2 separate regions of the Homo sapiens genome follow, and region 1 is linked to region 2. A link is a loop called in an ENCODE intact Hi-C map of the cell type or tissue named here. Cell type or tissue: CD4-positive, alpha-beta T cell. All regions are shown on one strand. Each heading gives the region's core, and the rest is flanking DNA. Links, peaks and the distances in the headings are about the cores only.

Region 1 (2,898 bases), core at 161-2,660, 170 kb before region 2:
GGCTCCCGGTCCCTTCTCCCTTCACCCCCGTCCTCCCACACACGGGACGGAGGTGGCCTCTTCTGGAGAGAGCAGCTGGCTCGAGTGCAGTTCTGCCGTTTTATTTTTCCTGGGATATTCAAGGGGATGTGGGAACAGCCACAGGTGTGGTGAGGGGAAGCCCCCATCTCCCCTCCCCAGCCGCTGGGAAAGGGGAGAGGCCCAGGCGCCCTGGTCCTGGGTTGGTCCAGCCACTGTGGTCCCTGGGCCCAGTGGGCAGAGGGCTGAGGATGGAGCCCCTGGGAGGGTGGGGCGGGCTCCTAGGCAGGGTTCGGGATTCTTCATAAAAAGCCACGAAGCTTGATCCCCACGAAGCCCAGCCCCGCGGGGTGGGGGAGGGGGGGACGCAGAGCCCAGATGAGGGACCCGGCCCGGCCTGGCCCGTGGGGGAAAGAATGGCAGAGATGGTGCCCATGGGGAGGAGGTGGGGACAAAGCGTCGGACCAGGTGGGCAGGGGATCCAGGTGAGGGGCGCAGGGCGGAGAGGCACGGCCCCCTGCCCAGCCCGGGCGCCTTCGCGTGGGATCAGGAAGGTAAAAAACCCACGAGAGTGTGACGGGCCCGGGGGCCGGGGCGTCCGGTGCCGGTGGGGCGGGCGCACGGGGCGGCCCGCGTTCACAGTGACCTCGACGCTGGGTGTACAGTACGGGTGGAGAACCGCGGGCCCGGGCCGGGCTGGGCGGGCCGGACCGGTCACAGCCTGGTCTGGGCCTCGGGGATGTAGATCTCGATGCTGTCGGCGCTCTCGGTGGCCGAGCTGTGGCGGAAGGAAGCGGCGCGCTTGGCCGCCAGGAGCCGCTTGCGCGCTTCCTGCCGCTGCCGGTCCACGGAGTCCAGGGAGCGCTCCTTCACCGGCACGCCCCGGCCCCGCAGGGGCTTCTTTGGTATCGGCGGAGGGACCTTCTTCTCCTCCTGCGGGGCAGAGGGCGTCGCTGAGCTGGGGCGCCGAACCATCCCAACACCCAGGTGTCCGCCCCCGCACCCCCGCGCCCAGAGTGCTGACGACCGCGTGGCTCCGAACGCGATGGCGCTCAGAATCCGCCACGGATCCCGTGACCTGAAGCCCCAGGTGCTCCTGTTCCGACAAGGTCAAATCCCCACATTTTCCACCAAAGCGCGGCGCGTTCGAGCGCCCCCTGGTGGCGCCGTTCTCAACAGCTCGCAGCAGAGCCGGTTTTTCACTCCGGGTCCCGACCCGAAGGAGGGAGTTCCCGACCCAGGCTCCGCAATGAGGGTGCACATACCAGGCCTCTGGCCCTCATCGCAGACAAGGTCCAGGGACCTGGCGGCTGAGGGGACCCTCAAGGCTCTGCCGTCGATGCCTAGGCCCGAACTGAGGACAGTCTGTCCTTCCGTAAGGTCTACTTTTGCTCTCTCCAGCTGCAGCCGCCGCCACCCCCCCAACCCCGCTCCCCCGCGCTGAGGAAGCCTTGGGGTTCTGGCAGCTCAAGCAGTGATGAGCACTGGGGCCAAGCAGACGGCAGTGGCCACGAGCGTGGTCACTCTGGAAGGGGATGGTCACCTATCACCTGTCCAAGGCTGCCCTTGCTGCCCATGGATCCCTTCCCCTGCCCCCTTGTTCGTCCCACCCTCCACCTCTCTGGGGAGGGGAATTTCCCAGAGTCTGGCCTCTTTGCCTGAAGGCACCCCAGCCCCACCTTAGGCTCCAGGAGTTTCCAGCTGTTGGCCTTGAGTTGCTGTAGCTCCAGGAACTTGAGGGTCACATCCTCGATGGAGAGCTGTAGGAGGTCCCAGAAACCCGCCAGGTCCTGGAAGGTGGGCACAGGGAACGCAGTGGGATCCTGCAACAGAGGAAGATGGAGGGAAAGTGATTGGTCAAGGAGGTCTGAGCCCCAGCCAGGACAAGAGAAAGTCCTATCCACCCTTACTGCCAGGAAGCTCAGCCTGGGAGAGTGGGTGGGGGCTGGGAGACAGGGGGACAAGAGCGAGCCCAGGACTCCCCTTCTTGTGCACAAACACCTGGTCCTACCTCCAGGCACAAGACTCACAGCTACCCCAGAAGGCATGCAGGCCTGGTCTCACCTCTGGTACACACTCACTCTGGGTCACCTGCCTGTCTCACCTCCAGCACACACACACTCTGGGTCACATGTATCTGGTAGGATCTACTACTATGGGCACTCACCATGCTTTGCTGACACAGCCGGAAGAACTGCTGAACCTTCTGGGACAGGAGAAGTTGTGTGCTGCCCACAGCACTGCGGATCTTCTCCAGGACTAGAAAGCAGAAGGAAATTCAGGGAGGGAAATGATGCATCTCCTTCCCCAGCCTCCACGAAGTCTGCCCTGAATGACGCTGACCCCTCGGTTGCTTGGCACTGTGTATCCATCAGTCTCCTCCAGCCCCAGCCCCATCCCATCCTCAAGTTCCTAACAAGTTCTCGCTCCACTACACCAAGACTGTATCCTCAGACACTGATGTTCCCTCCTTCATACAGCCTACATTTCTTGAGTGCTCATCCTTCTTTATCCTTTCTCCCTCCCGTATCAGAGAACAGACGGAAACCAGCCCCAGCCTAGCCCTATAGCCTTGGCCAGGGCATTAGCTCAATGACCACCCACTGGCTAAGCTTTGTTCATCACTCCCCAGTGCATGCAAGACTCCTTGGCTCTTTAAGAATGACCAAGTAATTTCATGTACATAACACATCTTCATAGCCACTGTCCCCTCAACTCAGAGATTCTGGGGTAAGACTGTGTCTCCCAGTGGATCTGACTTACAGGAAGGGCCATGCTCTCCCTCGGGCCAGGGCCACATCTCCCTGGCTGAATCTCCCTCTTCTGTGCCTCAGACAGGATCTGACATTGTGAACTGCCTCCCTCTCTGTAATCTTGGTC
Region 2 (2,898 bases), core at 134-2,633:
TGCTGTGGTACCACTGCTTTGCCACATTCACCATCCAAAGGTTCTTTCATTCTAATTTTTTACCTCAAAGAGTGTCTCAGGCTCAAACGAATAGATTTCTTCTTGGTAATGGATAGTTGGACACCTAAAATACATACTCAGGCTTATTCTTTTTTCTTCAGGCTTATCTATATGAAAGAAAAACTTTGTGTTGAGTGCATGAGGCTTCACGGCTCGGCATTTGAAAAACAACTCTTCTGGGGCCACAACTAACTTTTTTCTTTCTTCCTGCTTTCTGTTCCTTCAGTAGCTACATAAGAAAACAGTTTTGGGGCAACAGCTCCCACTTCTCTAATATCTTTAAAGACACACAACACACTCTGGTTTTTTCCTATGTTGAAGGTTATTGAAGGGAATTAGACCAGCAGACCAAGACGTGGGAGGAAGTAATAAACTCTGAGAAGAACGGACTCAAGAAATAGTTTCTGACCCCATAAGAATCAGTACTTAGAGGCCCACGTCGGCTTTTATTTCTCAAAGAGGGGCACAACAACCTCCCGGCCCTGACCTATAACTCAACCTTCACTGGAAGCCTCCCTAAGGGCCCCATTTCTCGGCCTAACGCTAGATGTGAGCTCAAGATGCCATCCATCGCAGGCGAACAACAGGAACGCCCTTACTGAAAGTGAGTCACCTGCCTCTTTCAAGGTCTCCGTGTGAGGGGTGGGGGGCATCAAGCCCCTCAGAGCCCCGCTTCACAATCGCCTTCCTGTAGAAAAGAAACTCAATTGGCCATTCAGTAAATTCCCTTCCCCTAAAAGTCAAAGAACTAAACGGGACGAATTAAACCTAAAACAAAAAGCTCTTCAAAGTTGTCTTTATCCGAATAGTCCGGGATGGAAACGGACAACTGGTTGAAAAGCCTGTTCCAAAGAAGAAATGAGAACTTTTGCGCACTCGCCACAAAATATCTACGGGCGCTCATCCCTCCTCTGAGAACCGCACGCTTTCCGAAATTCTCCTTCCCACCAAGAATTCCCACTCCCATCATTGAGGACTAACGAGGCAATGTGGTCTCCGACTGAGAGCGGTGGACTAGCCAGTGAATGTCAACGCGTCCCTAAGGCGATATCCGCAGCCGCCCCAGCCGCGTAGCCCACCTGGCACCGCCCCCGCCGCAACGCCTCGTCACGTGGTGTGGCCTCCGCCCCGCCGTCCCGCCCACTACCACTGCGGCCGCACCCACCTTCTGTCGCCTCCCTGCTACCGGAGGAGCACTGGAATAGGAACCAAGTCCTCTGCATCTAGACAGGGATTATTTTCTCTTCTGGAATTCCGCCTGATCCATCCCAACGCAACGACCGGCCAACCACGCCTGCGCAGCCTTGGTCTCCGCCCTCTTTTCCCGTCAGGCTCCGGACCTGAGCTGAGTAGAACTTCCCAGCATTCCTCTTTCCTCAATTATGGTTCACTTCTTAAAGAGACCGAGGCTCAATAGTGAAAAGGTGGAGATGGCGTTAGAAGGCGCTGTAAGTGCTCTATAGCATTCTTTTTTTTTTTTTTTTTTTTTTTTTTTTTTTTTTTTTTTTTTGGAGACAGAGTATCACTGTGTTGCCCAGGCTGGGGTGCAGTGGCACAATCTCGGCTAACTGCAACCTCCGCCTCCTGGGTTGAAGCGATTCTCCTGCCTCAGCCTCCCGAGTAGCTGGGCTTACAGGCACGTGCCACCACACCTAGCTAATCTGTAGCATCCTTTAGTGCCCATTTCCTGAAAGGTGGCCTACTGAGAGAGCATGATATTAAATAATACTTGGCTTGCTGAGCACTTCACATGCACCATCCCACTTAATCCTCACCATTTAACCCTAAGAGGTATAATTTTTTAATCTCTTGAGATATAAATGAAAAAACTTGCTCAAAATTGAGATTTGGTTTTTTTAATTCAACATTGTTTCACAGATACGTGTATGATTTGTGACTGTTCATTCATTTTGACTGCTGTATAGTATTCTATTTTATGAATATGATACAATTTTAATCATCTACTACTGATGGACATTTGAGTTGTTTCCAATTTGTGGCTATTAGGAATAATGCTTCTGTGAACATTCTTGTCATTGGTGATGTTAAAAGACAAAATTACAACAAATTTAATTTAAATATCTCAATTAGCTTTATTTGTGATTCTAGAATCTGGCAGCACTTCATTCCATAAAATAGAACAAGTGTTCCAATGAGCTGAGCAGAAGAGGTAGGTTTTATAGACAGAGAAGGGCTGGAGAAAGCAGAAGTAAAGAACAAAAAACAGATTGGTTCATTTCAAAGTAACTTTCCAAAAAATAAATAAATAAGTTAATTTCCTTGTAAAGCAGAACCAAGAAACAAAACAATAGAGAAATAACTGATTGGTTAACATCAGGTAACTTCAGTTTATCTTTTTTTGGTAACGATTAAAGCAGAAGAAATTTCATTATTATGCTAATTGAAACTGGCACTCAGGGGAAATTAGACTCTTATTATCTCTTTTTCCTGACTTTTCAGAACTTCAAATAACAACGTAGTTTCCATTTGATGACATGGAACCTCAGTGTGAGTGACTCCATTTTGATTTTTAGTCTGGTTCATTGAGACCTACTGCAGGAGCTTAGCCCGAAACAATGGCCTACAAGTTTTATTTAACAGTGATACATATGCACACATTTCTGTTGGGTTCATACCTAAAAGTGAAATTGCTTGTTATGTATATGTAAAATTTAGGTAGATAATCTCAGGCAATTTTAGAAAATGGTGGTTTCAGTTTATACTCCCTTCAGCCATGTATGAGAGTTTCAGTTTCCCAACATCCTTGCCAATAATTACTGCTGCATATCTTTTTAATTATAACCATTCTGATGGGGGCATAGTGGTATCTCACTGTGG

What was found. A loop is a pair of places that touch in the nucleus more often than their neighbours do. Peaks named below come from ENCODE experiments on the same cell type or tissue, not always from the same donor. Only the 100,000 strongest peaks of a DNase experiment are listed, where the experiment ranks them.
Region 1: a loop joins it to region 2, with 3.0 times the contacts of the local background. A loop is called at or near these places in 17 of 110 quality-filtered maps.

Annotation. Positions count from the first base shown.
Region 1 is chr1:34,865,351-34,868,248 of GRCh38, forward strand. DLGAP3 (DLG associated protein 3) reads right to left here. Exons shown (of 12, transcript NM_001080418.3): 10 at 2,186-2,277; 11 at 1,698-1,841; 12 at 86-951. The coding sequence ends at 733. Among named protein-coding and RNA genes, the nearest start is that of SMIM12, 7.1 kb to the left of the region's middle. RefSeq lists a silencer at 575-624 and enhancers at 785-864, 915-1,014, 1,065-1,194. In CD4-positive, alpha-beta T cell, for the core only: CTCF peaks have their summits at 1,158 (motif pointing left) and 1,362; DNase peaks (open chromatin) are centred at 1,161 and 2,181; H3K4me3 peaks cover 1,424 bases; H3K27ac peaks cover 1,600 bases.
Region 2 is chr1:35,030,590-35,033,487 of GRCh38, forward strand. It overlaps ZMYM6 (zinc finger MYM-type containing 6), which reads right to left and starts at 1,356. Exons shown (of 16, transcript NM_007167.4): 1 at 1,226-1,356; 2 at 1-124. The coding sequence starts at 50. LOC124903990 (a long non-coding RNA gene) reads left to right here and starts at 2,131. Exons shown (of 2, transcript XR_007065739.1): 1 at 2,131-2,568. RefSeq lists enhancers at 658-1,184, 1,185-1,709, 1,366-1,545 and a silencer at 1,076-1,195. In CD4-positive, alpha-beta T cell, for the core only: no CTCF peak of the experiment used is centred there; DNase peaks (open chromatin) are centred at 662 and 1,412; H3K4me3 peaks cover 1,777 bases; H3K27ac peaks cover 1,354 bases.